Regions from separate parts of the Mus musculus genome. Here region 2 is linked to region 1. Evidence: chromatin loops called from intact Hi-C (ENCODE). Cell type or tissue: heart. All regions are shown on one strand.

The links. Hi-C counts contacts between places; a loop is a spot of excess contacts. Peaks named below come from ENCODE experiments on the same cell type or tissue, not always from the same donor. Only the 100,000 strongest peaks of a DNase experiment are listed, where the experiment ranks them.
Region 2: a loop joins it to region 1, with 4 times the contacts of the local background. A loop is called at or near these places in 1 of 42 quality-filtered maps.

The regions. Positions count from the first base shown.
Region 1 is chr4:139,129,329-139,133,328 of GRCm38, reverse strand. Micos10 (mitochondrial contact site and cristae organizing system subunit 10) reads left to right here and starts at 2,216. Exons shown (of 4, transcript NM_001163006.2): 1 at 2,216-2,407. The coding sequence starts at 2,344. In heart, no CTCF peak of the experiment used is centred here; DNase peaks (open chromatin) are centred at 2,228 and 2,988; H3K4me3 peaks cover 1,929 bases; H3K27ac peaks cover 2,027 bases.
Region 2 is chr4:138,912,287-138,916,286 of GRCm38, reverse strand. Otud3 (OTU domain containing 3) reads left to right here and starts at 2,319. Exons shown (of 8, transcript NM_028453.2): 1 at 2,319-2,677. The coding sequence starts at 2,460. In heart, a CTCF peak has its summit at 2,187 (motif pointing right); DNase peaks (open chromatin) are centred at 2,266 and 2,888; H3K4me3 peaks cover 1,599 bases; H3K27ac peaks cover 1,122 bases.

The sequences.
Region 1 (4,000 bases):
TAACTCCATTGGCTGAAGTCTGACCTCACAGTCTTCTGTGATTGGCTAGCTTTAAATGATTGCAGAAAAGGGAAATGCAGGACCAGGGAAGGAAGGGCTGACCTCTTCAATTCTGAGACTGCAAACAAATTTTATAAGGTCGGGGATGGGAGTGGTGAAAACATTGGCATAAAACTTTTCAAAGTCGGGAGAGATTGAAAAAATTCCCTGTGGGGCTGGTGAGATGGCTCAGTGGTTAAGAGCACCGACTGCGCTTCCAAAGGTCCTGAGTTCAAATCCCAGCAACCACATGGTGGCTCACAACCATCTGTAATGAGATCTGACACCCTCTTCTGGAGTGTCTGAAGACAGCTACAGTGTGCTTACATATAATAAATAAATAAATATATTTTTTAAATTCCCTGTAAACATAAGTTTTACATTGTTTGATAGGAAGGACTAATAGTTAATGCCTCTCAGACACTAGTATGGGTGGGATAGACATTTCATCTGAAACAATACATAATAGAGGTTAGATGGAGGTGTGAGAATCCGCATTCTAAACAGGCAGGGAAAGGTGAGGGCTGGAGGAAACCATCAGAATCAGGGAGGGTGGTGTCTTGCAGGTATGAGTAGCCAGAGAGACAGACGTCCAGGAAGCAGGGACAAATGCAGTTTAAAACGAGATAGAGAGAGAGAGAGGTATTTGAGTAGTGAGAAGTTTGGTTTCTTTGAAAAACACAGAAATAAGACTTGGCTTTTGTCTTAATCCCAGGTGTGGGATGTAGGGCTGCTTCAGACTGTCCACAGCGCTGACGTGGCCTCGAGCTCTACCAGGGGTGTGATTCTGCCAGCTGCAGATGGTTTCTGCGACTGTGTGACGTTTGGATCCTGGGGACTTTCCAAAGGGTCTATAAATGCTAGGGCCTCAAGGGGCAGGTTGTTGGTGGGTTGCTGCTGGTTAAGTAGTAAAGTGGGAAGAAACAATAAGAAACTAGCTATTCTGCTGGAGAAGATCAAGCTTGCTCCAAGGAACTCAATGCCCCTCATCAGCAGGAAACAGTCTAATGATAACGTCACCTGTTGCCCTATCCTTTCTTATCGCCTATCTAGTGTTAGGGGGTTGAGTGGGTGGAAGAAAAGAAGTATCTATAAAGTAACACTGGTTGCGCTTTAGGGCTGTTTAGGTCACTCGGCAAGTAATAGCACTGCCTCTAAGTCTGGTGATCTGCGTTCAGTCCCTGGCACCCACAGGGTGGAGGGGCACCCACTCCCACTAGCTGTCCTCTGACTCCCACATGTGCCATTATAGGGCATGCGCAGGCACCCACACACTCTGTATAAAATGCAGCAGGGTGGGGGGTTGTTTTTAAATCCATTTGAATGGAAGTCGTTCATGCTCAAATAAATACTCCCCGACTGTGGCCATGCAGACAACCCTAATTAAACTGTGGATGGAGTGGTGCACATCTTTGATCTCAGCCCTACAAGGCAGAGACAGGTAGATCTCTTAATTCAAGGCCAGCCTGCTCTACAGAGCCAGGTCCAGGACAGCCAGGGCTACACAGAGAATCCCTGTCTCTGAAAAACAAAACAAAACAAAACAGAGACAATCAGAGAAACAGAAAACAAAACCAAACCCTCATATAACATGCCGGGCAGTGGTGGCACATGCCTCTAATCCCAGCACTTGGGAGGCAGAAGCAGGGGTTTTCTGAGTTCAAGGCCAGTCTGGTCTACAGAGTGAGTTCCAGGACAGCCAGGGCTACACAGAGAGACCCTGCCTCAAAAAAAAAAAAAAACAAAAACAAAAACAAAGTATATAACATATATATATATATATATATACACACACACACACACACACATTATTTTATTTGTTATATGTTTTATTATATATAATATAGATATATAATATACGTATATTTTATATATATACATGTATACATATACATACACACATATATACACATACACACATGAGGAAGATGGGGTTCAGTAGGTATAAAATGGAGGATGAAAGAGGGCAACAGTAGAACGGGAGGAGGGCAATGGCCAAAATAATTATGTACAAATATGAAAAACCCAGGAAAGACAAGGCCTTCTGTACTCTGGATGTAGTCAGTCTTCGCTTCCCTTCCGCTATCTCCAAGGTCAGGGTCACCTCCGGCTCCCAGGCAACCTGTCACCTTGACGACCGAGCGAAGAAAAGCCGGAAGCCAGGGACGACGTATGTGATCCCGCGATATTTGGCGCGCCGGCTCCGGCCGGAAGCTTATGGTGGCGGCCGGCTCTCGCGAGACTTGCCATCAGTAGGAGCGCGGGGGCCGGCCGTGAAGAGTGCTGGAGTTGCCAGTGAGGAACATGTCGGAGTCCGAGCTGGGCAGAAAGTGGGACCGGTGCATGGCCGACACGGTCGTGAAGCTAGGTGAGCTCATCTGCCTCTGGTAGGCCCTGGGCTGGAGCCGAGCGGCCCGCGCGCGGACGGGAAGCCGCAGGGGTCAAGCCGCGGCCTGCTGCTGTCTGGACGGCGGGGCGCGCTGAGCTGCGGGGCGCTGACAGGTGACGACTGTCAAGCGGGGCGGCGAGGGCGACGAGGGCGACGAGGGCGGCGAGGACAACGGGCCGAAGGGCGCGGGAGTTTCCGAGGTGGCTGGAGGTGCAGGCCCGGGGAAGCAGCGGTGCTCCGGGAGTGGGAAGGCGTGCGGGACGCGCCGGGAAACTCTGTCACTCCATGCCCCATGTCCCCCGGGTTAGGCGAGCAGCCGGCCGGAGCGCAGACGGCTCCCCAGCCGGGAGCAAGCGGCCTTCGGAAGAAGGTCATAGAAGAAGGCGCTTAACCGCCTCCGTCGGGCCGCGCTGGCAATTGCGGTCGTGCCCGGCCTCATTGATCCGAACCCGCCTCGGGTCTGCAGTTGGAGCCGGGGGTTATTCTCCGGAAGAATGGCCGCAGTCAGATAGATCGCGGCCACCGCCGGCCCCCTCGGTAGTCCAGGTTGTCTCTTTGGACACGCGTCCTGTGACGACACACTTTGTGAGGTCACGGGGTCGGGGAAGGAGGCTCGGGGGGCGGGGGTGTCCCATATAATAGTGATGGTGATGCAGATGTTAGGCGCGCTGCTCGCCACGGTAGCTCGGAAATGACCTGTCTCGTCGTGAGTTGGAGCTCGGTGAAGGAGCTTGCCTGAAATCGCGTTGCTGATAATGTGGCATAGTTGAGAATCCCTCCCCCCCCAGGATTTCTTCCTTGGGGTTCTCAGGCTCTCTGCTGATCCTCGTCCACTCCATCTTTCTCTTGTTGATTGTCTGCAGCTATTGGTGTGTAGGCCAGAGATCGATGATGAGTGGCTTCCCTCCCTCAGTAGCTCTTTGCCCTATTTATTGAGACAGTGCCTCACTATGGAGACCTGGCTGGCCAGGAAAACTATGTCAGCCAAGTTAGCCCTGAACTCAGACACTCTCTGCTGGATTTAAAGGTGTGCACCACTACACAGGACTCTCACAGGAACTGGAGCGCATCAGTTTGCCTAAACTGGCTGCCCATTGAGTTTTGATCGGCCTTCTCCCCCTCCCCAGCATTTTTTCATGGGTGTTGAGGATTTGAGCTCAAGTCTTTTTTTTTTTTATGCCAGGGGCTTTATTATCCACTGAGCTGTCTCTCCAATTCCTCCGACTCTTTCTTCTATACTAACATTTATTGTTGAAACTTAGATCCCATTCTCTCCCCCCCGCCCCCCCCCCGTTTTTGAAACTGGTACTCCTGCATAGTCTTGAACCAACAGATCTGCCAGCCTCGGCCTCACAAGTGAAGCGAGTGAAGGTGTGTGCTGTCACACATAGGTTCATATTTTATACTTCTTGCATGGAAATTATTTACGAGAACTTAGGATTATATCCTTAGATGAATATTATCAGGAAAGAATGAAATCGTGAGCTCATGGAAAGTAGATATGTTTTCTGTTTTTGTTTTTTCCCACCGTTTCCTAAGCCCCAGAAGACTGAGTGTAGACATCATTCAGGA
Region 2 (4,000 bases), 220 kb after region 1:
AAACAACTCTCCTGGTTTTCCCCAACACTATCAGTTTGAACCAGAAAGTTGTGTGCGTCCCAGAAACAGCTTTAGTCCAGGCAGACCTAGATTGGCCATCCCAGGATGAAATCCCAATTATTGGACTGAAGGGCTCTTTCTGCTTTCTTCTTTGGATTAAAGGGGGAAGGACAGGATTAATGAAATATCTGGGCTCCAGAGTCAGACAGAGCTTTGCTTCTCAGCTGCGTGGCCCTTTCAGCTAGTTAACTTTTGTGGTTGAAGTTCCTGTATTTTGGGAAAAAAAAAAACAAACCAAGTCACATAGAAGCATGTCTCTCAATGAGTGCTCACCATGTCCGTGTGTGCGTGCTCCTGTGTATGCACGTAGATGGAGGCCAGAGTCAGCCTATCCTGCTCTCCACCTTAGTTTTAAAAAAGATTTAGACATTTTTATTTTGTTTATGAGTGTTTTGTCTGCATGTGTGTTGTTTGTATGTATGTGTGTGCATGTATGTATGTGTGTATGTGTGTATGTATGTATGTGTTGTATGTGTGTATATGTGTGTGTGTCTGTGTATGTGTGTGTATATGTGTATGTATGTGTGTATATGTGTATGTATGTGTGTATGTGTGTATATGTGTGTATGTGTGTGTGTGTGTGTGTGGGTGTACCATGTGTATGCAGAGCTTGTGGAGATCAGAAGAGAGGACCAGCTCCCAGCTCCCCTGGAACTGGATTACAGATGGTCATGAAGCACCTTAGCACCTGGGAACTGAATCCAGACCCTCTGTAAGAATCACAAGGGCTCTTAGCCACTGAGCCACCTCTCCAGCCCCACACCTCACCTTTGACAACTTCAACCATGTAAAAAAATGCATTTGATTTTATACACTCTTACTTACTCCGTCCCTCACTCCCAGGAATCTCCATCACCGTCTTGACTTGATATTTTGTGTGGGTAACCATAGGCACAATGAGTTCATGGTCTATCTCATTTCTTGTCACAGGATGTCTTAGTTAGGGTTTTATTGCTGTGAGGGAACATCATCACCGAAAAGGAAGTTGGGGAGGAAATGGCCTATTTGGCTTCCTCAGTTGAGGAAGTGTCTCCATGAGATCTGGCTGTAGAGCTTTTCTTAATTAGTGATCAATGGGGGAGGGCCCAGCCCATTATGGGTGGTGCCATCCCTAAGCGTGTAGTCCTGGGTTCTATAAGAAAGCAGGCTGCGTGTTGTCAATTCCTTTAGGCTCTGCCCAACAGTTACCTAGCAACAGCTTGCGTTTCTCCCTGCCAGGTTTGAAGACCACTGTTAACCATAATCTCTCTCTCTCATATCCCTGACTGGACCCTACCTCTGTTTCTCTCTTCTCTTTCTGTCCTTCTCTGTCCCCCTCCTTTCTCTGCCTCTACTCCTTTTCCAGGTTCCCTTCCCTTCCCTCGATAAACTTCCTTTTGTTCTAGGCCTGTCGTATGGTGGTGAGTCCTCAGAGGAATGGGCCTGCTGAGGTTCTCCTGCCGCCACATTATACTGCCGTTTTATAAAACATAACACTGAGCAAGTCAGGGGAAGCAAGCCAGTAAGCAGCGCCCTCCATGGCCTCTGCATCAGCTCCTGCCTCGGGGGTTTTAGACCTGCTTGAGTTCCTGTCCTGATGGCCTCCAAGGATGGATGCTGATCTTGAAGTGTAAGCCAACTTGTAGCTCACTGATTGGCTAAACTGCCTGGCAGTGAGTGCAGTGGGCTGTCTCTTCCTCCTTAGGGATGGGATCACAGGGGCTCTCTGACAGGCCTACCCTTCTTAAAGTGGGTGATGGAGATCCGAACTCAGGTCGAACCTGGCATATGGAGCAAGCACTTATATGGACTGAGCTATTTCCCTAGCTACTGTAGGCTGAGTTTTTAAAGGGTCTGTGCACGCACGCAGGCGTTTGTAATTGATTGCGGATTAGCGCATTCTAGACAAACATATTCCCTTATCATCCTTTCCTTGTCCTGGAACTCACTCTGTAGACCAGGCTGGCCTCGAACTCAGAAATTCGCCTGCCTCTGCCTCCCAAGTGCTGGGATTAAAGGCGTGCGCCACCAGGCCCGGTCACCCTTTCCTTCTTTTCCGCATTTTTTTGCTCTTGCCTCTCTTCTGACATCCTCAGTCATCCTTGACCTGTCTGGTCCCACTGCGCCTCACTGAGCACTACCCACCACGAGGGGGCAGAAAATAACCAACAAAACAGGTGCTTCTCTAGTCTTCCTATCTTTCTCTATGGTGCCTGCTGGCCCCGCCCCGGGGGCGGAGCTACCACCACGTGACCTGGCTGCCAGGCGACCGCGCCGGCGCAGTGGCCGCGCCGCTGTCGCCAGGCGTCGTCCCCCTGCGCCGCTCCGCCCGGTGGCCGGCTGAGGCTGCGGCCCCGGGCTCTGCGGCTCCGGCTCCGGCTTCGGCTCCTTCCGCGGCGAAGCCGTGTGCCGCCGCAGCCATGTCCCGAAAGCAAGCGGCGAAGAGCCGGCCGGGCAGCGGCGGCCGCAGAGCCGAGGCGGAGCGTAAGCGGGACGAGCGGGCGGCGCGCCGGGCGCTGGCCAAGGAGCGGCGGAACCGGCCCGATCCTGGCGGCAGCGGCTGCGAAGAAGAGTTTGTGAGCTTCGCCAACCAACTGCAGGCCCTGGGGCTGAAGCTGCGGGAGGTGCCGGGGGACGGGTGAGGCGGGCCGGGAGTGCGGGAAGCGGCGCTGGGGATGCGCAGGGCCGGTCGCTGAGGGGGAAGCAAGGGTCAGGCTTGGTGGAACGCTGCGGCAGGGTCCCCCGAGGGTCCGAGCGGGTCTGAGAGGTGACCTCGAGGTGCAGCTGTCATGAAGCCGAATGGGAAAGGACCTAGGTCCCGCTCGGTGTCATGCTGGCCCTCCTGGGTGTCCTCGCCCACTTTTGCACTGGGGTATCGAGGGCGGAGAGCTAAAGGTAGCTTCCACAGAGCTTGCTTCCCACGTTTTGGGTTCCCCAAGTAAAAGGCATGAGAGTCCCGGGCCAGCTGTTTCTGGGAGCCGGATACAAGAGTAGCAGCTGGAAACAGAACGGAGGAAGGCGAGGGGAAGCAACTTAATGGAACGGGGACATGGGTCCAGGAACGTGGGGAGAGAGAAGGAAAAGAATAAAGAAACGGGGAGAGGAACGGGTTAGCAGGTCCGAGGGAGCCTGCCTGCTAGGTGTGTTGTTGCAAGAGGCACTGTTAGTGTGTTCTCCTCTAGGAATGGTCAGGTTGAGCCATGGAAGAATGGAATACAGCTAAGGAGTCTACAAAGGCAGATGTGGCAATGAGACTGGGGGATTTGCCTGGGCTATAGGGTGACAGGGTTTCAAAAAACAAAACCCAACAAAACCAAACCAATCTTTCCCTCTTGAGAAAGTCTCGCTATGTAGTCTTAGGGCTGGCCGGGAATCCCCTGTGTAGACCAGGTTGCCCTTAAACTCATAGCCATCTGCTGGGATTAAAGATGTGTGCCTCTGTCCCACTACATAAAGTATTTTCTTCATTTGATACACTACGCTGAATTTTATTGATCAAGACTCAATAAACTAACCCCATTTGTATCTCCTGCCTTCAGAGCTTCCGGCAAATTGGATAGGTATTTTGTTTAAGTTGCAATTAGAGTTAATTGTATTCAGCTACTGCTTCGAACAGTTCCTGGGTCATAGGAGGCATTCAGCACTTTGTTTTTCAGGGATTAAAAACTGTTAAGGGAGGCCACCTAGCTCCAGTAGAAGTACAAACTGCGGTAGACATCAAACCATCAAGTGAAGCTGGGCGAGGTGGTGTGGGTCTTTAATCCCAGCGCTGGGAGGCAGAGGCAGCGGATCTCTGAGTTTGAGACCAGCCAGGCTTACAAATGGAGCCAGGGTTGTGACACACAGAAACCTGCTCTTGAAAAACAAAACAAAAAGCATCAAAGTTGAATGCCGTGGCCCCAGGTGTGGGCATTCTGCAAATGGTTAGATTGTATCTGTCATACTGAGCAGGGTTTCTCTG